Regions from separate parts of the Homo sapiens genome. Here region 1 is linked to region 2. Evidence: read pairs that join two places in POLR2A ChIA-PET (ENCODE). Cell type or tissue: HepG2. All regions are shown on one strand. Each heading gives the region's core, and the rest is flanking DNA. Links, peaks and the distances in the headings are about the cores only.

Evidence for each region. ChIA-PET counts read pairs that join two places held together with the same protein. Peaks named below come from ENCODE experiments on the same cell type or tissue, not always from the same donor. Only the 100,000 strongest peaks of a DNase experiment are listed, where the experiment ranks them.
Region 1: POLR2A ChIA-PET joins it to region 2 with 10 read pairs; 3 of 35 experiments call an interaction of 5 or more read pairs at or near these places.

The regions. Positions count from the first base shown.
Region 1 is chr2:189,550,903-189,562,218 of GRCh38, forward strand. SLC40A1 (solute carrier family 40 member 1) reads right to left here. Exons shown (of 8, transcript NM_014585.6): 8 at 9,688-11,289. The coding sequence ends at 10,976. Among named protein-coding and RNA genes, the nearest start is that of SLC40A1, 24 kb to the right of the region's middle. In HepG2, for the core only: no CTCF peak of the experiment used is centred there; DNase peaks (open chromatin) are centred at 1,649, 2,339, 3,019, 4,529 and 1 weaker place.
Region 2 is chr2:189,501,094-189,512,409 of GRCh38, forward strand. No RefSeq gene overlaps it. Among named protein-coding and RNA genes, the nearest start is that of WDR75, 65 kb to the left of the region's middle. In HepG2, for the core only: no CTCF peak of the experiment used is centred there; DNase peaks (open chromatin) are centred at 5,708 and 9,368.

The DNA of each region.
Region 1 (11,316 bases), core at 1,068-9,067, 49 kb after region 2:
GGAAAGACCTTTTTACAGCCCACCCAAAACTCGAAATCAAAATAGAGAAGACTGATAGACCCAATTCATAAATATTTTTAAACCAAAATTAAAGTCAAATAAGCAAAGAGGTGAAATAGCCATAGTGCATACGACAGACTAACATTAACATCCCCAGCATACAAAGATCTTTTACCAATCAGATGATGATAAACATGCCTATGAAAAACATGTATAATTCATAAAAATCAGAAAAATAGGCAAGAAATTGAAAAGTTTAACCTTACTGTTGATTAAAGAAATGCACATTCAAATAAAAATTCTTTATCAGATTGGCAAACATATAATAGATTGACAAAATCTGATGTTGACAAAGGTGTAGGAAAATGGTGATTCGAATTGGCACAACTTTTCTGGAGAGAATTTTGGCATTTATGAATCAAAATTTCAAATGTGTATAACTTATGATCTAGCAAGTTTTCCAGGGACCTGTCTGTGGAAATCATTGCTCAAGTACCCAAAGCTGTAAACACAGTGATGTTAATTATAGCATTATCTAAAACAGCAGAAAAACAGAAAACAACCTAATTGTCCTCTGGCTAAACAAAGGCATAAAGTATGATAAAATACTATATGGCCACGAAAAATTGTAACATGATTTTAAACGTATTGCTCTGCAATGATATCCAGGTTATATTGTTGAATGAAAAATTATCAAGATACTGAATAACATGTGAAGTATGGCAACATTTTTATAAAATTATGGGTATGCAAACACATGTACATGCATGCCTGGAAAGGTTATTCACTAAAATGTCAACGGCAATGATCTTCGTGAAGAGATTTTGGGTGAGTTTTACTCTCTTGTTTATATTTTCATGATTATTTGGAATTCTTGAATGAGCAAAAAAAAAAAAAAAACAAAAAAAACCACTACCCAAACAGAACAGACACAACTGAAGCATGTCTTCTCAGGAAGCCTTCTCTTACTCCAGGTTGGTCTGGACATTGCCCTCTAACCTCCCATAGCAGCCTATACACATCACCACAGCCCTTCCACATCACAATATAAAGATATTTATTTGTATGCTTTGCCTTTCCTTACAAAACATCAGTAAATACATCTGATATCCTATTATTTTGTTTTTCCTGTGCTGAGCTCAGTGACTGACACATAGCAGGCACCAATGACTCAACCTATTTGGGAATTCAAACTAGCCTCCCCTAAAATTATATATTGTAGGAGGGAGTAGGTGTGAGTTTTATGAGATTAAGATGTGTATTTTTCCCCAGTAGTTTTCATAAGCTAGATAAATTGTGGGGAAATACAAAGTAATGACCTATTTATATGGATCTACCTTTAAGCAAGGTTCAAGGTCCCACTAAATTAACATCCTTCAGAATTCTTATTGGAAGTACTGCTGTTTAAGTCTTGCTTGCTACTGACACTAACTTGATACTGGGAATATGTCTACTTTTCTGAAACTCTCACTTCCTGTATCTGCAAATTAGAAATGAGAATAATTCACCCAGCAACAGGAATGACTGGCGATGAGGAATAGCTAAGAGCGTTTGCTCGAGGGCTCTATTTTAAGTATGCCTCAATTCAGCTCCAAATTTTCCAGTGAACTCTATTTTGACATTGAAAAACAATGTTTTGGCACTACGCTATATTCAGAGACTTTCACAATAAGCTCCTCTTATCAGTTCACCATGTGATGTTTTCCTTTAGCCAGATCACTCATTTTATTCTGGGGTTAGCACTTTTGGACCATAGTTACAGATATGAACTGTGGATAGAAACGGTCTCTAACTTGTAACTATTATTATTTAGTAACGTAAAATACAAAATACATGGAAGAGGGGAGTAGGTAACATATTGGGGTACCCAGTATGTTACCTACCCAAAGGGTTAAAAGGAACCCCCTAACTGAAATTATTTAAAAGCTGAAAGACCTAAACTCCCTATCCAAACTGTTAATATATTCATAACCATATTTTAAGGGATGGTGTTGGTTTTGTGGTGTTGATGATTCTATTACTGCTTTTAACAATTCAAAGACATACTGGTATTAAATGAAGTTACAGCTTTACCCATTGTTAGACTAACCAGAGATAAGCACTTGGCATTATTTCCATCCTTAGGTCTTCAAGTAGTTATCTCATCATTAGTTTGTTTCCCTGTGTTTAGAAGGGTGTGATTTTCACACACTCCTCCAGCCAATGAAAACACCAGTTTTTAATAAGCACGTGAAAACTGTGACTCTTATTTTATAAACGTTGACACTGACAGGTTGATTCATGTCTGAGTATTTGTTTGATCTTTGGAAGTTAAACTTGGAATTTCTACAATGTGTTATGTTAAACATGTGTCACCATTTTGAACATAACATATTGCATAAAACTGTTTATAAGACCTGTATGCATTGCTAAGCATTTGTTTGCTTAAAATCAAAGATCTAAGAGTTTTAAGAACTGCAAAACATCTGAGAATATGAATGATATGCTGCCAGGAAAGAGAGAAAAACAAAGGACGATTAGAACTGAGAAGAGTGAAAAAAAAGTATCAGATGCAAATAACCTACAAGCCACAGTCAACACATTTGCACATGAAGAAAACAGTATAACATAATTTATAACACATTTTGACATATATTTATATTATACTTCAATTAACTTAGTTCTAAGATCATACAGTCTTTTCCTTCTTCTTTACACAAATACATATTTCACTTTTAAAAGAGGGCAGTCTTACAGTCAATTTAATGACTATTAACACATCACAATAATAGACTTTTGAAAAAGTCTGCTTATATCTTCCTAAACCTGTGTTTCCAAATGAATGGTATAAGTTGTTCTCCCATTAAGTCAACCACTGGGCTCATTAAGATATGTATTTGAGAAGAATGAGCTTGTTAGTAAACGTATAGATAAAAGATTTAGGTAAGGATTAGGACCTACTAAAGTGACTGCTGTTAAACCAGCTACATCTAATTCTCAATACTACTAATGTAGCTCTAAGCAACCTAAAACAATGACCCACTGTGAAAGATAAGTGATTCATCTCACTTGTTGCTTACTCCCTGACCATTCTCTCAGGTTTTATTGGTTACTGTATAACTTTTTATTAGTTATCTTTCATGATTTCAAATAATAGGCTTAAATTCTCTTTATTTTTTCATTAATTTTAGGAAGTATCTCAATTTCCTCTCCACAAAGTGAGAACGTATGAATGCTCCACTATCCTTCACTTCTTCTCACCTGTAACTCCCAGGTTTTGTTAACTATACCTGACTTTTAAATTACTGGTATTTATAACATTTACAGTATACCCTATCTTTGTTTTATGAAGTCTTGGGTTTTTTTGGTTTTTTAATATAAAATCTTGTGGGTTGTTTGTTCGTTTGTTTTAGAGACAATATCTCCCTCTGTTGCCCAGGATAGGGTGCAAGTGGTGCATCGTAGCTCACTATAGCCTCAAATTCCGGGCTCAAGTGATCTTTCTGAGTAGTTGGGACTACAGGTGCGTATCACCATGCACAGCATATTTTTTTTTTAATTTTTTATTTCTTCAGAGACTGAGTCTCCTATGTTTCCCAGACTGGTCATGAACCCCTGGCCTCAAGCAATCCTCCCACCTCAGCCTTCCATGTAGTTGGGATTACAGTAGGCATAAGCCACCATACCTGGCAAAGTCTTGTTTATATAAAGGCTTTTAAAATAAAGCCTTGTTTTTAAATAAAGTCTTGGTTTTTAAAATAAAGTCTTGTTTTTTTAATAAAGTTTTGTTTTATAAAGTCTTGTCCTTATTTTGTTAAGTCTTCTAAGCTTTGTTTACTGGTTGATTCTAAAAGTTAGAAAGGAATAGCATATAGAACATTATTATTATGTTGATATTATTCACTGCAAAATCAAGTATTATGATTAAACCTCAGGAGAAAGAAATGTAATCCTATGTAAGGAAAACTTTGCCACTCAAAGGAAATGATTTAAGAATCAAAGTATCCAGGCACAGTAGCTCATGCCTGTAATCCCAGCACTTTGGGAGGCTGAGGTGGGTGGATCACTTGAGGCCAGGAGTTCAAGACCAGCCTGGCCTGCATGGTGAAACCCTGTCTCTATTAAAAATACAAAAAAACTAGCCAGACATGGTGGTGCATGCCTGTAATCCCAGCCACTCGGGAGACTGAGGGAGGAGAATCTCTTGAACTGAGAATCTGGAGGCTGCAGTGAGCCGAGATCGTGCCACTGCACTCCAGCCTGAGCCAGAGTGAGACCTTTTCTTAAAAAAAAAAAAAAAAAAAAAAAAAAAATCAAAGTAAACTTAATTTTCTTTTCTTTTACTCCAGTAATTCCTCAGCATCATGCCATATGAAACAGTTTACTTTGTTTCATGTCTGGAACATGACTTTCTTGTACAAGTTTTTGTGTTTTTCCTAAAGTTTCTTGTTGCTTTTTTTCCAGATTACACAAGAAACATATAAACGCTTCATCATTGCATTAAGGTAGTCCAGCTTCTCCTCCTATGCTCCCCACCCCCCGTTCAGCTCCTCTGTTTATCTGCTCTCTCTTACTTGATTTCTCAATAGAAAGGTATTTGACATCCTAGATTAATCTTTATGATCTCTCACTTTTTTTCTCTCATAGTTACTTTGTCTGTTTGCTCTACTTTTAAACCTAGCCTTTTATTGAATGGAGGGAGGGAGGGGCAATCATATTTTTAATTTCCTCTTGTTCTCTTTTTGCATAAAACCGTGTACTTTCTTTATAGATACCATTCTTTCATCAATCTCTGAGGACATTAACTAGAATTTTTTAAAATTTTTCTTCCCTAAATAACCTGTTTTTGTTGGTCTATGACTTTCTTTTTTCATCTTAGCCCTATCTGATGCTGCTGGTTTTCCCCAGATATCTGGCCATCAGTGGTTATCTGCACAAACTCATGAGAGAAAGACTAGATTGATGAATTCAAGTAGCTCGTGTGGATTTCCTCTGTTGTTAAGTGGGGTTTTTCTTAACAGATATCACACCGACTGGAAGGATTTCTGTGCTAGTGGGCAAGTCATGTCATTGGGTAGACTTCTTTAAGATACATGGGCAGAGAGCGCAAAAGTAAATCAGGGTTCCACTCCCAATATCAGAACAGGAGGGTGTGCTCTGGGCAGGGGTTGTGGTGGGGCATACCTTCACCAAGAGTACTACCCCCATCCTAACTGTTAACTTGCTTCAGCCATTCACTTGCAAATGTCACCATGTCAGTTTCACTGCAAATGTATTCTGCATGGGTGACAGGAGCAGCTGTTTTTTATAGATCCTTCTGCCAACTTTCCTCACTGGTTCTCCTTATCTGTCAATCTAAGCTACTCCGGAAAGAATGGCTTGTACCTGTGTTACAGCCTTTTGTACTAGGGCTTATGTATCAGTACTCACTCATCTATTAATACTTTTTTTTTTTTTTTGAGACAGAGTCTCACTCTGTCACCCAGGCTGGAGTGCAGTGGCATGATCTCGGCTCACTGCAACCTCCGACTCCCAGGTTCAAGAGATTCTCCTACCTCAGCCTCCTGAGCAGCTGGGACTACAGGCACATGCCACCACGCCCAGCTAATTTTTGTATTTTTTAGTAGAGACGGGGTTTCACCATATTGACCAGGCTTGTCTCGAACTCCTGACCTCGTGATCCGCCCCCCTCGGCCTCCCAAAGTGCTGGGACTACTGGCGTGAGCCACCGCGGCCCTATTAATACTTTTTTATGCCAGAAATGTGTCTTTGATCTGGTGATGATTCCACCCTAGAAATCCTCATTTGCCATAAACAAATAGGCCCCTTAGGATATTAAGGATTTTCTGGCACTTCTCATTAGACAAAGCTCATGCCAGGGTTATGGGATATGGAGGAGAGAAAGCCTTTGGACACAGACAGAAATCATTTTAGATTCTGTTCTGCTACTTACTAGCTGCACAAGTACATGATATTTATTCTAAAACTGTTTCCACAACTATAAAGCACAGACAATATCTTTTTCACTGAGTTATGGTGAGGACTAAATGAATAAAGTGTTGACAAATAATGGATGTTCAAATGTTAATTCCTTTCCACTGGAGTGTCTTTACTTAAATACCTGGGATTTAATAGGTAAGAAGATATGTATCTATTTAGTTAATACATAGTATTAAATAAAATATTAAATCTATCATTGGCATTCTTTTAATTATCTTCACATTAAGCTCAAATATTACTTTAGATAGGACTTAATATGTGCCCATGTCCTGCTTGAGATCACTTATTATAAGGTCTTTATAACATAGTTCTTCAAAACATGGATTTCTTTTGAAGTGTTTTAGTTACCATAAAATATATCTATTCTCTTACATCTTCAATCTATTTAATTAGATTAACTTCTGTATTATCATCATTACAATTGTATACATTAGTTTAGGACAACCACCAAGTTGATTTTGAACATATTTACTTCAAAAACTTTGCAGTGCACTTTTCTCCCAGCAAAATGCAATAAGGAAAATGTTCAAATAGAAAAATATATACTAACCTACATAGAGGCCAGGGTAAAGAACATGAAAAAAAAAATAAAGCACTTACTTGTGTTGTACTTTGATCTTCCATTTGTCCATTCTTTAGATAAAATACTTACTCCCTTTTGGACTTGAAAACAAGCCTCCTTATAAGGAAAAAAAGTCATTTAACTTTTAAAGTGTGACTAAGTGTAGCCAGTTCAGACTTGTGCTAATTCTGTATGTGTTGTCACAAGGTTCTTCTAACTTTTCAACTCTATTCTTGAATTGCTGTCCTATAAAAGAAAAATTTCCCGATAGCAAAGATTTTTCTGGAAGGTGGATCAAGAGGAAGACAACATTATAAAAAGAAGGAGCAATACTTAACTGACATCATAGAGTTTGAAGTATCATTTGAGAGAGAAAAGTAAAACTCAGTGATCTTTTGTCTTGGCTGAAAGGAATTGTGGACTAAATTTATTTTTAATCACAATAAATATTAATATTAGACTAGATAAGTTGTGTATCTATTTTCCTCTGTTCTATTAAAGTTTTAAATTTCTATATCAACAGTCTTAATGCAAACGTGACTTTTATTTTAACCTTCCTTAGAATGTGGGGAAAAAATACATAATAATAGTCAGCAGACAGAGATAAGGAAACCGAATGATGATATAAAAAGATTTGTTTTCAAAACTTCAGTAAAAACAAATTATAAGAACAAACCCTAAGCTGTTCACAGTGGGTACTTCTGAGGATTCAGGGAGTGGGATGGGAGAAGTGGACGTTCATTCTTTAAAATTTGGTGCTTTTTTCTTTTTCAAAACAGGAGTGCACCATCTTTATGATTCTGGCAACTTGAAAGCTTTTTAATTTTTTTTAAACGTCATTATCCTATAGCCCAATAGTGCAAACACATGGACTAAAGGAACTATGTGGTAGAATTCGTACTTACATCAGTATGGCAAGTAATAAATACATAGATCATTTGACCTAAAGGAACCTCCAATAAAGGATGCCTAATAGCTTAATACTCTTTACCACAAATGTCTGCCCAGTTCTTTCTTGTTCTCCTTACTTTGCAGTTCTTGTCCATTCATTCTGCTCTCTTCCTACACTTAGTAGCTTTAATTAAATTCTATCTCCTTGCTCACAAACAATCCCCTGAGAGAAAAGCTTTTAAAATGGCATGTATTTTGTTTGGCTAGCAAAGTATTTTTAGCACTTTCAAATAAGTTGTCAATATTTAAGAATTTGGAGATCCCAGGCCAGAGGCAGTGGCTCACGCTAGTAATCCAGCACTTTGGGAGGCCAAGGCAGTCAGATCAACTGACGTCAGGAGTTCGAGACAAGCCAGGCCAACATGGTGAAACCCCTTCTCTACTAAAAATACAAAAATTAGCTGGGTGTGGTGGTGGGGGCCTATAGCCCCAGCTACTCGGGAGGCTGAGGCACAAGAATTGCTTGAACCCAGGAGGCGGAGGTTGCAGTGAGCCCAGATCATGCCACTGCACTCCACCCTGGGTGACAGAGTGAGACTCTGTCTCAAAAACAACAAACAAACAAACAAACAAACAAAAAAGAATCTGGAGATTCCAGAATCCCCAGCTCCTCTTTGAAGATCAAAAGATCTGACAACACAGGACCCACATTCCAGCATGGCAATGGGGAGTGCTTACAGCTGACCCGTTAACCTGGGTGTACCCTATTACCACTCCAGTAGGACTGCCAAGGCCATGTGTCATTTAGCATGCCTCTTGTACTGTCTTTTGTCTTATGGGAAACAGTAAAGTAATTTCTTATTTACACTTTTATTTTCTTAAAGGGTAGGGAAAAAGGAAAAAAAAAAAATCAAGCCAGATTTTCCAAAAAAGGGGGATATTTCTTTATAGAAATGAAGATGATTTACCTATGTTTAATATGCAAACAAAGGGTGTGTATGCTGAAAGAACCAACTTAATAACTGTAAGAAGCCTGCAACAGAGAAAAGCAGGAAAAAAAATGTAATGAATTTGTTTTTAAGTGGGAACAAAATTAAATACTTCGGTAAAATGCAATTACATATAAAACGAGTATTTTCCTATTTCAAATCTACTTCATTCATTTTAATGACCTAATTGGCTCTGCAGTTATTTGAGTTTGACCCCATATTTAGAAGCACCCCCATAACACAGCCACACAGGTCACCTACCCCTGCCCTACTTCTGTGGTCTGAGGAAGTAAACAACAAAGGCTGTCCAGACCAGCAGTGATTCTTTTCCACTTCCTTCCTCTTCCTGCTCTGAGCAGTAGTCTGCAAAGGTAAGAGCAACAGCTGTAAAAATTCCTATTAACTCTTCAACTCCATGCTTCTTCTTCCTACACAGGGCCTCTCTCACTAGATGCACAGAATGGCAAAATGCCCATATTAAGAGCTGAGGCCTCCCCTTGCTAATGTGGTTCTGTTCATTTTTCAAGGTCATAGGCCTTCAGTTACAGCTGCAAACATTCAGGACAGATCTTCAATCCCAGCCTTGACCCCTGTGGGAGGGAGCAGAGAGCCAGTTCAAGACAGCAGCCAAACCTAACAGAGGCATCTAGTTTGCACAAACATCATGAACAGATCAGTAGCTGCAGGGCGATGCCAAATGCTCTCAAGTTCTCAATTTTAGGAGAAAGGAAAGGAGGCTCTGATCAACTATGTCTGAGTCCAGTCTGAATCCCTAGGACTGATAACAGTTTAGATCAAGTCCCCAATAAATGTTTCCTTTATGCAGAATGTGGCTCTACTCTCTCTAGAGGCAGCAGACATCTCTCCTCAGCTCCCCGTCATTACTAAGGTCCAACCTCTAGTAAAAATGCTGCCTTGTCTTGTAGTTCACTAAGTAATTCCACATGGCTTCTCTTATTTCATTCAACCAGGAAAGTTGAAAGGTAGGTAGGGTTGTTTTTACTATCATTTCCAATTTACAGAAGGGAAAATAGAAGTGAGAACTTAAAAGTGCTTAGTGTGACATATTCAAAGTCAAAGAAAGAGTGCTGGGCCTCATGTCTACTACACTTTTATCCAGTCCACCATAAACTAGAAATATGAACAGGGAGATAACACTAAAAATCATGACACTGTAGCCCTTTATAGAGAAAAACAAGTTACCCAAAACAGATGTTCTGTAACAAAAGCCTTGTTAAATAATTGGGGAACAGAATTCAGGAAAAATTAAGATTTTCAAAATATTTTTATATAGAAATTTTTTACAAAGATTTTACAACATAGCAAATCATTATGTCATACTGTAGAAAGATGAAGCAAAGGATTAAACTCCAAGGATAAAGAAAGTGCTCATAGCAACGTATTGCAGTCTCCATGAAAGTGCATATAAACGGTTAAGGCAAAGTACCATCTTGGTACAGACATGTTGCAAACTGACTTTTAAAACAATTTTTTAAAATATATACAAACTTTTTTTCTTCTATTCTTCTCAAAGGCATTTGAAAGGGATACTTTTATGAATATTCTTGCTGTAGAACAATGTAGAAATAACTTCTGGGTATAAAACAGTAAAAATAAAAATATTCTACCTGAGTGTGTTAAATCAAGTGATTTGTAAAACAAAACCTTCACAAGTGTGGGCTTTCTACATGTAACTTGCCAGGCTGAAGGCTTACACCCTCATGTTCTACAACACAGATCACTAATGATGATAACATGAGTTAAATTGGGATTCTTGCCCTTCTGTGTGGCTTTTGGCTTCTAGGTTCTATGACCAAACTATTGACATATTTGAAGTCTGTATGCAGTCATTGTGTGATAAATCTACTTTACAGCTTTGCTTCTACCTGCAGCTTACATGATAACCATGCTGTGAAGTGCTACATATGCTTCATACAATATGTTGCCCCATCTGATAATAAAAATACAAAGGTGCTCTTTAAGCTAAACCATAAACCTTATTAGAGAATTCTAGTTAAGTGTTTTGTTTTTCCACATACATGTAAATACCTTAAGATCAATAGGATCAATAAGGATAATATTAGTTATCAAAATTTAGTCTTCATACTTGAAGAATTTGTTTTTAAAAATAACTAAGATGCAAAAAAATAAATTAGCTAGTCTTGAACAAGAGTGAGTTTTGCAGAAAACTGACATATCTGAATTCTAGTACAGATAAGAATCTGTCAAATGATAACTGAATTCACGTGACTAACCACTCTTTTACGTAAGATTGTATCTACTCATGAGAAATAGGGGAATTCAGTGTTATCATTATAGTCTCCGTATTTAAACTGAGTTTTTCTTTTCCAATTTTTTTTCCATGCCTCAACATAAGGGAAATTAATCAGTTAATTTCTGCTGACTTAGGTTTCCTAAACAGCTTTTAGTTCTCAAGGCACAGCTGTGGTAAAAACAGAGCAAAACACCCAGCCATTTATTGGAATTCTGCAGTACAAAATAAGCACATGTGCTCTATATAATCTAGTAACAGGATAGCAACAGTTAAACTGTCTCAAACAACAGATGTATTTGCTTGATTTTCCTTCCTAACTTCTTTTGCATCAGGACCGCAAGCAAAGAGCTTGTTTCCCAGAGTATTTTGGGCAAATCGGAAATACATAATGTGGCCCATTGCCACAAAGGAGACTGAAATCAATACGAGCAAGCCAAAAGCTTCAGGATTTGGAGCCAGGATGACCATGATGAAATGCAGAAGATCAAGAAGATAGTTCATGGAGTTCTGTACACCATTTATAATGCCTCTTTCAGATTCAATTACATTTTCTTGCAGCAACTGTGTCACAGTTAAATCAAAGGACCAAAGACCTATAATAAAATATTTTTTTAAAGATT
Region 2 (11,316 bases), core at 1,631-9,630:
TTCAGGGAAGCCAAAGGGTCTTTCTGAATACTTACCGGCCATAATAGTTACCCACGATTCCCATAAAACTTTAGCACACATCAAATATAGTCACCTGAGAAAAAAATATGTCCCTAGAAAAGTCAAACCTGTTTAGGCTGAGGGGTGAAAATAGAAGGTACGTGCTATAGAAAGGGAAAGAGTTTTCACATTATACAATTAGAGGAAGTTTTCTTAGCTGAATTCAGGACACATTGTGTAATGAAATACAGCTAATAAATATGCAGTAGCAGAAGTAATAAGTATAAGTTCTTTGCTAGAAAAACAGGTGCAAAAGAGGCTAAGATCTTTGAGGATGGTTTTTTTTTGTCCCCACCATGGAAGCATTTAAGAATGCCCAAGCTTAGATCCCACAAGCTTATTCTGAGACAAAAGGTACTATACACTTCTTAAAATTACTGCACACTTCAGTATATCTTTCTGCCAGGGAAGACCTTGTATTACCATCAAACAGAATCAGTCGTATTCTTCCTACCTTGTATCCTATGTAAAACCACACACTATCTTCATATCCTTGAAGATGTAACAGGAAACTTGCACCCCAACCATGTGATTTCCATCATAGTAAGAATCTATTTCTAGGGATCTAAAAATGGATCTAACAATGACAAGCTGTATCAATTATAGAGTAAGAAAAAAACCTCGTTCAGCTCTGCTTAACTCACTTTAATATATATTTGTCTAATGTTTGATCATTTTTCAATTAGGAGGAAAATGACAAAAATAATATTTGTTTGAAAAAGTTTGACTTTATAGTAATTCAACAATAATCAAAAGAGATCTAACTTGATGTTTTGACCAGTTGGTATACACCAAGTGCATTGTGGTTTTTTAAAATAGTGACTCGTTTTAATATAAATTCTATTAACACTTTCTTCCATCCAAACAATGAAAGATAGTTTAGAAATTTCATTCAAGGGCATGATTTCTCTCAACCACTGGCTATAGTATAAGATGATTTTAGGCAAGAGATAATTTAGAAGGAATTTACAGAAAACAGACTAATGATTTTTCTAGGATAAACATGAATTAAAATCACATTTATTTTCTTATGATTTTCCCAACTGTAGCTATTCACAAAAACTTTCTAAGTTTTAGCTAATTGACTTTTAGTAATACAACATTTTATCCCACATTGAGACTAGAAAAAAACTTTCATCATAACAGTTTCAAAACATTTAAACTTTTGAATGAGCCAATGCCAGTCATACAGTCTTCATTATTCTCCACCAACATCTGGGAGAGTCAGTCCTTCAGCATGAGTTTAACAGGTTAGCTTTTTAATAACGCACTCCAATTTGGTCAGGTGACAAAACACGAGATGAATTTTTTTTCAGCATAGCAAATTAAACCCATATAATTTGTTAACAGTAAATTTTAGTCTGATTATAAATGTTATAGATTTCATGATCCCATTATAGCACAAATGAATTAACTTATATTTTCCATTTTATGAGTCTATTTTCAAGCCAACCATCTGAAATTACAGTATTTAATAGGAATATTTAAGAAGTATATTATTGTTTTAAAAAATATGCCAGATACAAAAGTTTTTGCTTAATTCTTCCTCTATTCATATTTAAGAAAGAATCTAAAATGTTTGGGAAACTTTTTAAAAGAAAATGTCTAGTTGCTAGTAATTACCCATTATCTAAAACTTTACATTTTAAAATGTTTAGCTGCGCACTGTCATGAGGTGTTTGGCAAGCAGTTTTGAAGCTCAGAGGCCTGAAACTCTCTGAATTGACATATTTGGTAAACAAAGTCTCTTTGAAGTGCCTTCCTCCAGTGATTCAGTCTGAATAATGTAAACAAGAAAATAATTGGTAACACAGAATTAGCTACCAGACTTCCTCTATCCTAAAATGCACTTTCCCCTTAAGCTGGCAGGGGGTGGCGGGGGCATGTTTTTGTTTGTCTGTTCATTTGTTTTTATTAATTCCCTCTTCCTTCAGGGAGACCTGGTGGGGCCTGGCACTACCAGACTCCTCAGGCCCATCATCTGCTTACGGCTTTCTTTTTTTGAGACGGAGTCTCGCTCTGTCTTCCAGGCTGGAGTGCAGTGGTCTCGGCTCACTGCAACCTCCGCCTCCCGGGTGCAAGAGATTCTGCCTCAGCCTCCCGAGTAGTTGGGATTGCAGGCACGCGCCACTACACTCGGCTAATTTTTTTGTATTTTTAGTAGAGACGGGGTTTCACGGTGTTAGCCAGGATGGTCTCCATCTCCTGACCTCGTAATCCGCCCGCCTCTGCCTCCCAAAGCGCCGGGATTACAGGCGTGAGCCACCACGCCGGTCCTGCTTACTGCTTTCTAAATGTGCCATGGCCCAAAAAAAGTAAAGAAACTGTTTTCATATTAGAGGTAAATCTTACAATCAATGATGTTTGCCTAATTGGCTGCGCTTACCAAGTATATTAAACAAACTCCTTTTAACCTCTTGCTTTCTTGAGACCTTGCAGAGAATGTGTTAATTACATTAACATTATTGGCACTAAACCATGACTTAAGTTTACAGGTGACCTTCAAATAAATATTTCTGTAGCCTAGAACTAGACTTTTACTGCCACCATAAAGCTTGCCTTAAGGAGAAGACATTCTTGAAAAAAATCAAAGTAGGCACAAATCAAAGAGACTCATTTTCTGTGCTGCAATTATTTTTCTTAGTTCCTCTGAGGCAACTAATCTGCTATTCAGATTAGTTGAATTCAAACCTTGAATTCTGAAATAGACAACCAAACAAGATGGTTTTTGTGCAACTAAATGACCAGCCATAAAAGACCAAGCTGCAACTGTAAACCTGAATGATTGACATATGTTCTTCTTTTCTTTATACTGGAAAACAAAGTTTTACCCAGTTCAGAATGCCTAATCAGCTGTTATAAAGACTTCTCAACTAAATAATTGGTTTATATTTTGGATTATTACCTGAAATAATATATGACTTGGTATACTTAAAAAGTAATGATTGAAATAATAGGTATTAGCCATCTTTCCATCAATTTGAGGATTTCCCTATTGTTTTTTAAACCTGGTTAACAATTCCCCTGAACTTTAATTAAAACAAAAAAGATATATGGTCATTTCACAAAGATAACTGTATAAATCAACCATCTCACCTCCATTATATATATAAAAAAAAAGCTAATGCAGATGGAGGCACCCCTAAAATTAGAAGACCTATATATAATGCCATGACACACGCTGCATAAGTAGCTTTGATGAGAAGCTGTATTTTTCTAGGGGTATTTTTAACCAAGTGAAGAGCAATTATTGGCCGTGGAAAGACAAAACTTGGTGTTGCAACACCTGGGATGAAGGCCCTGCTCAGTCCCTTATTAGCTAGGAGACGTCGGGTTAGTCACTTAATCCTTCTAAGCCTCATTTTCCACAGCTGTCAATTAAAGAAAAATAGATTACTTCAGAGAGTGTTTGGGGATTCAAATTACATAATGGAAATGTATATGCTTTGTAAATTATAAAATTATCTATGAATGTTACTTAACGACATTTTAATACTAAAATCTGGCTGTACAGGTTTTAGGGATTATTTAAATAATCGGAAAAGAAGGCTGGGCGTGTTGGCTCACGCCTGTAATCCCAGCACTTTGGGAGGCCGAGGCAGTTGGATTGCCTCAGGTCAGGAGTTCAAGACCAGCCTGGCCAACATGGCAAGACCCCGTCTCTACTAAAAATACAAAAATTAGCTGGGCGTGGTGGCTGACGCCTGTAGTCCCAGCTAATCGGGAGGTTGAGGCACGAGAATCTCTTGAACCCGGGGGGCAGACGTTGAAGCGAGCCGAGATCGTGCCACTGCACTCCAGCCTGAGCAACAGAGTGAGACTTGGTGTCAAAAAATAATAATATAATAATAATAATAATCAGAAAAGAAGAGCACCAGAAACTGAACTTGGCACAATTAAGTATGAAGCCCTCACAAGCCATGCTTGCTCCCAAGGCTGGTGGACCCACTCCAGGACCCCGTGCCCTCTGGCTGTGGAAGACGCACTCCATGGACACCTGCAGGCTGAGGAGACAAAGTTCAGGCTTCTTGTTATTAGTTGGCTTCCTCACTCACTCTCTGTGCTGGGTTCTGGAGATATAGTGAGCACAAAAAGCCAAGGCACCTGCCCTTCTGGAGCTTAGCGTCTAGTACAGGAGACACACATTTATCAAATAACCACTCAGATACCTAAAAACAGGAAAAAGCCTTTAAAGACAGAGTTCAGAAGTTCTGAATAGTGTGAGAGTTGGACTTAATCTATTTTTTGATGTTGTCACTGTGGTTTCCAGAGGAAGTCACATTTGAACTAAAATATAAAGAATGATTAGACAACAACTAGATTTGGGGAGAGGAGCAGAAATATTCCAGGCAGGGGGAAATGCCTTCTAAAAGGCCTTGAGACAAAAGGACCTGGAAGGTGAATGTGTTGTTGGAGCCCAAGCCTGGTGGCTGCAGCAGAGGCCAGCAGGGGCCGTCTTTATCTAAGAGAAATGGGTCTTCATTATAGGATTTAAGGGAGAAAAAAGATAAGATTACTTGATTTAAGTAACACTGTGGACAATGGATTGGGGGATGGGGAGCAGGAGTGAATAACAGGAAGTTTGATTAGTATGATAAGTTTAATTTGATGAAGAATGTGATAGTGTCAAAAGAAGTAGGAGTGATATCCCGTATCTATGGACATAGATTACAAGAGTTTAGGGATAAGTCTTCAGGGCCTTCAAATTTAAGGTCTCAGTAGAGAAAGATAAGACTGAAAGGAAGTGGTAAGAAAGCAAGAGGGACCTTTAGAGGGTTTGTTTGGAGTCAGGAAAAAAAAATGCTACTGAGTGGTCAAATAAGACCATGACTGAAGAAAAATGCTCATTGCATTTAGTGAGTGGAGGTCATTAGCAAGAACTATGTCAGGGGACAGATGGGGACAAGAGCCAGATAAAGACTGACAGGGATTAAGGAAATGGGATCAACTTGTTTTTAAAAATTGGTTGTGAAAATTAGAAGTAAAAGATCATAACAGCTGAGAAGAAAACTAGTGGGGAACTATTTGGGACATTTTATTCACCCCTCAAATTATAAGAGCCAGGTCACTTAGTTTATTGGTCTAGAATGTCTTTCTCCCTTCTACTTGGGGTAAAGTTGGTCCTATTTAGACTATAGCCTTAGAGAGTATTTGAGGAGGAGGATGGAGATTAGATGAATATATATATAGACTATTAAATTTAAAAGATGAGTGAGTTATTCATTCACTCACTACCAACAAGCCCCACACCAGGGCTTATGGTTTCTAAAAGCTGCTTTCAATGGTATGGTTGTGGAAGAACAAAAAAAGACGCAACATTTCTTCACATAAGTCTGGAGCTTCCCTCTCATTCAAAGACTTCTTTCCTCACAACTATGCACAGCCATGTCCTGTTGCTTCCTAACACCTCTTGTGGGTCCATCTCACCCATCTCTGTCTTCAATGACTTGGAAACTTTCCCCTTACCTAGTCAGGTAAGGGCCCTTGGGGCCCCACTACTTGCTCTGTCTCAGTCACCATGATTCAGTCTTTCTCTTACTGAGGGGAGACTTCCTCAAGCCTCTAGCCCTTGGTGTTATGCTAGTCTGTGCTGTGTTAACCAAAATGAGATTGCAGACCTTCTTGTCACTCTGACAGCTTTCCACTATGACTCACTGATAAGAAATCGCATGTCAGAAGTTAACAATTGGAGCTTGTCTTGCAGGTCCTGCTGATCCCAGCTTACAAACATAGGTTCAACACCTTCTTAGACTCTGCGGCCTTTTCTGCGAGGTTTCTTCTAGCTGAACAGACCTGTTGTAGGGAGTATAGTATATTCTGCAACTCTGATGTATTTTCTAAACGTAAATTTATTTTCCATTACTGACCTAATTTATTAGCTAGTTAATGAAAATAATGAGAATCCCTAAGGATCCCAAATACTTTATGAAATTAAAAAAAAATTAAAGAGTATTCTGGAAGCCATTTCCCTACTCCTGGGCTGCTGAGCTCTCAAGTGAATCTAGAGTACAAACATGAAGGCTATATCTGTGGGGAATGTGTTGGCTTCTGTCTTTGAAAGGAAACAAGACAAATAACTTGTACATGGTATTAATATATTTTCCAATTTGGAAAAAATCCATAACTTAAGTCAGAAAATTGTACATTGTAAAATAAAGGCTGGGCACGGTGGCTCATGCCTATAATACCAGCATTCTAGGAGGCCAAGGTGGGAGGATCACTTGAGCACAGGAGTTGGAGACCAGCCTGGGCAACATGGCAAAACCCTGTCTCTACCAAAAAAAAAACAAAAAACAAAAAACAAACAACAACAACAACAAAAACAGGCATGGTAATGTGTGCCTATAATCCAGCCCCTGTAATTCCAGCTACTTGGGAGGCTGAAGGAGGATCCTTTGAGCCCAGGAGGTCGAGGCTGCAGTGAGCTATGATTGCACCATTGCACTCCAGCCTGGGAACAGAGTGAGACCCCTGTCTAGTATAAATAAATCAATAAAATACAATACAAACCAGGACAAAAGACGTGAACAGATATTTTTCTGAAGAGGATAAATGGATGGCAAGTAAGCAGAAGAAAAGATACTGAACATCATCAACCATTAGAGAAATGCAAATTAAAACCACAATGGAGATCATATGCAGTGGCTCATGCCCGTAATCCCAACTTTGGGAGGCTGAGGCAGGCAGATCACTTGAGTCCAGGCATGTGAGACCAGTCTGGGCAACATGGCAAAACTCTGTCTCTACAAAAAATACAAAAATTAGCCAGGTGTGGTAGTGCACGCCTGTCATCCAGCTACTTAGGAGGCTGAAGCAGGAGGATCGCTTGAGCCTTGGAGGCGGAGGTTTCAGTGAGCTGAGATTGTGACACTGCATTCCAGCCTAAGTGACAGTGAGACCCCTGTCTCCAAAAAAAATTTTTAAAAATGAAATAACACTACATACCTAACAGAATGGCTAAAATTAAAATAATGACAACACCAAGTGTTAATGAGGATGTTCAAAAACTAGATCACATATACTTTGCTGGTGGGAAGGTCACTTTACTAGAAAACAGCTTGGCAGTTTCTTATACATTTTAACGTGCAATTAATATTCAACCCTGCAATTGCACTCTTGGGCATTTATCCTAGAGAAATTAAAACATATGTTCATACCAAAACCTGTACATGAATGTTCATAGCAATCCTTATTTGTAATAGCCAAAAACCTGAAACAGACCAGATGTCTTTCAACGGATGACTGATTAAACAAATGGTGGTACATCCATACCATGGAATACTACCCAGCAATAAAAAGAAACAAACTATTGATACAACTTGGATATTCAGATAATTGTGCTGAATGAAAAAAGCCAATCTGAAAGATTATATACTATATGATTCAATTACTGTGATTTTTTGAAATGACGATTTTATAAATGGACAGATGAAAGGTCTATATATAGAGCGAAGTGAGTGTGGTTACAAAAAGGCAACAAGGGGGATCCTTGTGATGACAGAATTGTTCAGTATCTTGACAGTAGTTGATATGGTTTGGCTCTGAGTCCCCACCCAAATCTCATCTTGTAGCTTCCATAATTCCCACATGTTATGGGGAGGGATCCAGTGGGAGATAATTGAATCATGGGGTTGGTCTTTCCTGTGCTGTTCTCATGATAGTGAATAAGTCTCATGACATCTGATGGCTTTAAAAAAATGGGACTTTGCCTACACAAGCTCTCCCTTTGCTTGCCACCAACCACATAAGACATGACTTGCTCCTCTTTGCCTTCTACCATGATTGTGAGGCCTCCTCAGCCACATGGAACTGTGAGTCCAATTAAACCTCTTTCTTTTGTAAATTGCACAGTCTTGAGTATGTCTTTATCAGCAGCATGAAAACGGACTAATACAGTAGATCGGTACCAGATGGGGGATGTTACTGAAAAGATACCTGAAAATGTGGAAGCAACTTTGTAACTGGGTAACAGGGAGAGGTTGGAACAGTTTGGAGGGCTTGGAAGAAGATAGGAAAATGTGGGAAAGTTTGGAATTTCCAAGAGACTTGTTGAATGGCTTTGACCAAAAGCCTGATAGTGATATGGACAATCAAGCTGATAAGTGATAAGGTCCAGGCTGAGGTGGCCTCAGATGGAGATGAGGAACTTGTTGGGAACTGGAGCAAAGGTGACTCTTGTTATGTTTTAGCAAGGAGACTGGCAGCGTTTTGCTCCTGCCTTAGAGATGTGTAGAACTTTGAACTTGAGAGAGATGATTTAGGGTATCTGGCAGAAGAAATTTCTAAGCAGCAAAGCATTCAAGAGGTGAGTGGGGTGCTGTTAAAGGCATTCAGTTTTATAAGGGAAGCAGAGCATATAAATTTGGACAGTTTGCCACCTGACAATATGATAGAAAAGAAAAACTCATTTTCTGAGGAGAAATTCAAGCTGGCTGCATAAATTTGCATAAGAGGAGTCGAATGTTAACCCCCAAGACAATGAGGAAAATGTCTCCAGGGCATGTCAGAGGTCTTCACAGCAGCCCCTCCCACTGCAGTCCTAGAGGCCTAGGAGAAAATGGTTTCATGGGCTGGGCCTGGGGTCCCCATGCTGTCTGCAGCCTAGGGACTTGGTGTCCTGTGTCCCAGCTGCTCCAGCCATGGCTGAAAGGGGCAACATAGAGCTCAGGCCATGCCTTCAGAGGGTACAAGCCCAAAGCCTTGGCAGCTTCCACGTGGTGTTGAGCCTGAGAGTGCACAGAAGTCAAGAAGTGGGGTTTGGGAACCTCCGCCTGGATTTCAGAAGATGTATGGAAATGCCTGGATGCCCAGGCAGAAGTTTGCTGCAGGGGTGGGGCACTCATGGAGAACCTCTGCTAGGGCAGTGCAGAAGGGAAATGTGGGGTCAGAGCCCCCAGACAGAGTCCCTACCATGGCACCACCTAGTTGAGCTGTGAGAAGAGGGCCACTGTCCTCTAGACCCCAGAATAGTAGATCCACCAACAGCTTGCACCATGCATCTGGAAAAGCTGCAGACCCTCAAAGCCAGCCAGTGAAAGCAGCTGGGAGAAAGGCTGTACCTTGTAAAGCCACAGGAGCGCAGCTGACCAAGACCCTGGGAACCCACCTCTTGCATCAGCGTGACCTGGGTATGAGACATGGAGTCAAAGGAGATCATTTTGGAGCTTTAAGATTTGACTGCCCTGCTGGATTTTGGACTTGCATGGGGCCTGTGGTCTCTTTGTTTGGCCAATTTCTCCCATTTGGAATGGCTGTATTTACCCAATGACTGTACCTCCATTGTATCTAGGAAGTAACTAACTTGCTTTTGATTTTACAGGCTCATAGGCAGAAGGGACTTGCCGTGTCTTGGATGAGACTTTGGACTGTGGACTTTTGAGTTAATGCTGAAATCAGTTGAGACTTTGGGGGACTGTCGGGAAGGCATGATTGGTTTTGAAATGTGAAGACATGAGATTTGGGAGGGGCCAGAGGCAGAATAATACAGTTTGGCTTTGTGTCCCCACCCAAATCTCACCTTGTAGCTCCCATAATTACCACATGTTGCAGGAGGGACCCAGTGGGAGATCACTGAATCATGGGGTGGGTCTTTCCTGTGCTGTTCTCATGAGAGTGAATAAGTCTCATGACATCTGATGGCTTTAAAAAATGGGAGTTTGCCTGCCACCATCCACGTAAGATGTAACTTGGTCCTCCTTGCCTTCCACCATTATTGTGAGGCCTCCCCAACAACGTGGAACTGTGAGTCTTTCTTTTGTAAATTGCCCAGTCTCAGGTATATCTTTATCGGCAGCATGAAAACAGACTGACACAGTAATAGTAGATACAGGGTACCTACATGTGATAAAATTGCATAGAACTACATGCACACGCACACACACACGAGTAAAACTAAAACTGAGAACATTCAGATAAGTTCAGGGGATTGTATTAATGTCAATGTCCTGGTTGTGATATTATACTACAGTTCTGCAAAATGCTACCATTTGGGAAACTGGGGAAAGTATAAAAGGAGTCTCTCTGTATTATCTCTTAAATTGCATGTGAATCTATGACTATCTCAATAAAAAGTTTCAAATAAAATCGAATACAAAGCAAATTCTTACCGCAGTCTGTACCATTTTTTGCTTAGATATGCCTCTAAGCAAAATGGTGATGAGGAATGTTCATTTTTAAGCAAATATTTTGCCATGCAAAGGTTAAGACAGCTGTGTCAATAGGCTACCCCACCACATGAACTGGAAAGTGATAGTTTAAACAGTCTTTTTATTCAGATAGTCAATGAATACTTTATATTCTTTTCAAATAACATGCCAGTAGCCAATTCACTATATGAAAACCACAATCATTAATTTTTTCCAAATCTGCTTTTTTTTTTTTTTTTTGGCAATCCACTTCTATGAAAATGTAGTAGGAATTGCCATCTGGGCAGGAGTTTGCAAAAGGCTCTTTAATTTGCCCAACAGAATGCTGACTTTGCTTTCTACACAAAGAGTAGTTATGTGAGGGGCTCCTATTAACCTACAATCCATAATCCTATGATTTTAGGAGCAGGTTTGGTTATGAATTCCCTTCTCTGCTCCTCTGCTCATAAACTCATCTAAGATATCCAAATCATGAGAAGGGCACTCATTCCTCCAGCTTCTCAACAGTTTGCCACCATAGCAATCAGATCACATTTTTAAAATCCCATTACTAACTCTAACACAGACACTTTCACAAATGTAATTTAACATTTTATCTTCTATTTTAGAAAGGGTTGTTCATAAGAAATAGCCATATGAAGACTTTTTCTGCATTTTTTAAAGTATGAATACAATGTGTTATCTTCTATATTATTAAGTGTCTCATATATAATGAGTTTTTTAAATCAGGAATTTCTTTTTCTTTAGTGTTGGGGAAAACAAAACACCCATTTGGATAGAAAAGTATAATTCCTTAGATTAGATAATGAGAAACATATAATCCAACATGATTTATTTTTGCCCTGACTGCCAAGAAACTCAGATGTTTTGTTCTCATTTACAACTTTTAGCCTAGCCAAAGCTGCTCTCTCCTCTTATTCTAAGTACATCATTATAATTTGTCTTAAAAGTTGAATTTTTTAAAATGTTGTTTAGATTTTAGCCAACTTGACTTTATTTGAATCCTGACAATTAAATAAAATCATTTTTGTAATACAACTTTAATTCTTTTTTACAAAAAGATAAACAATATACTTGAAGGAAATAAGCCTATTAAAAGAATATGTGAGGG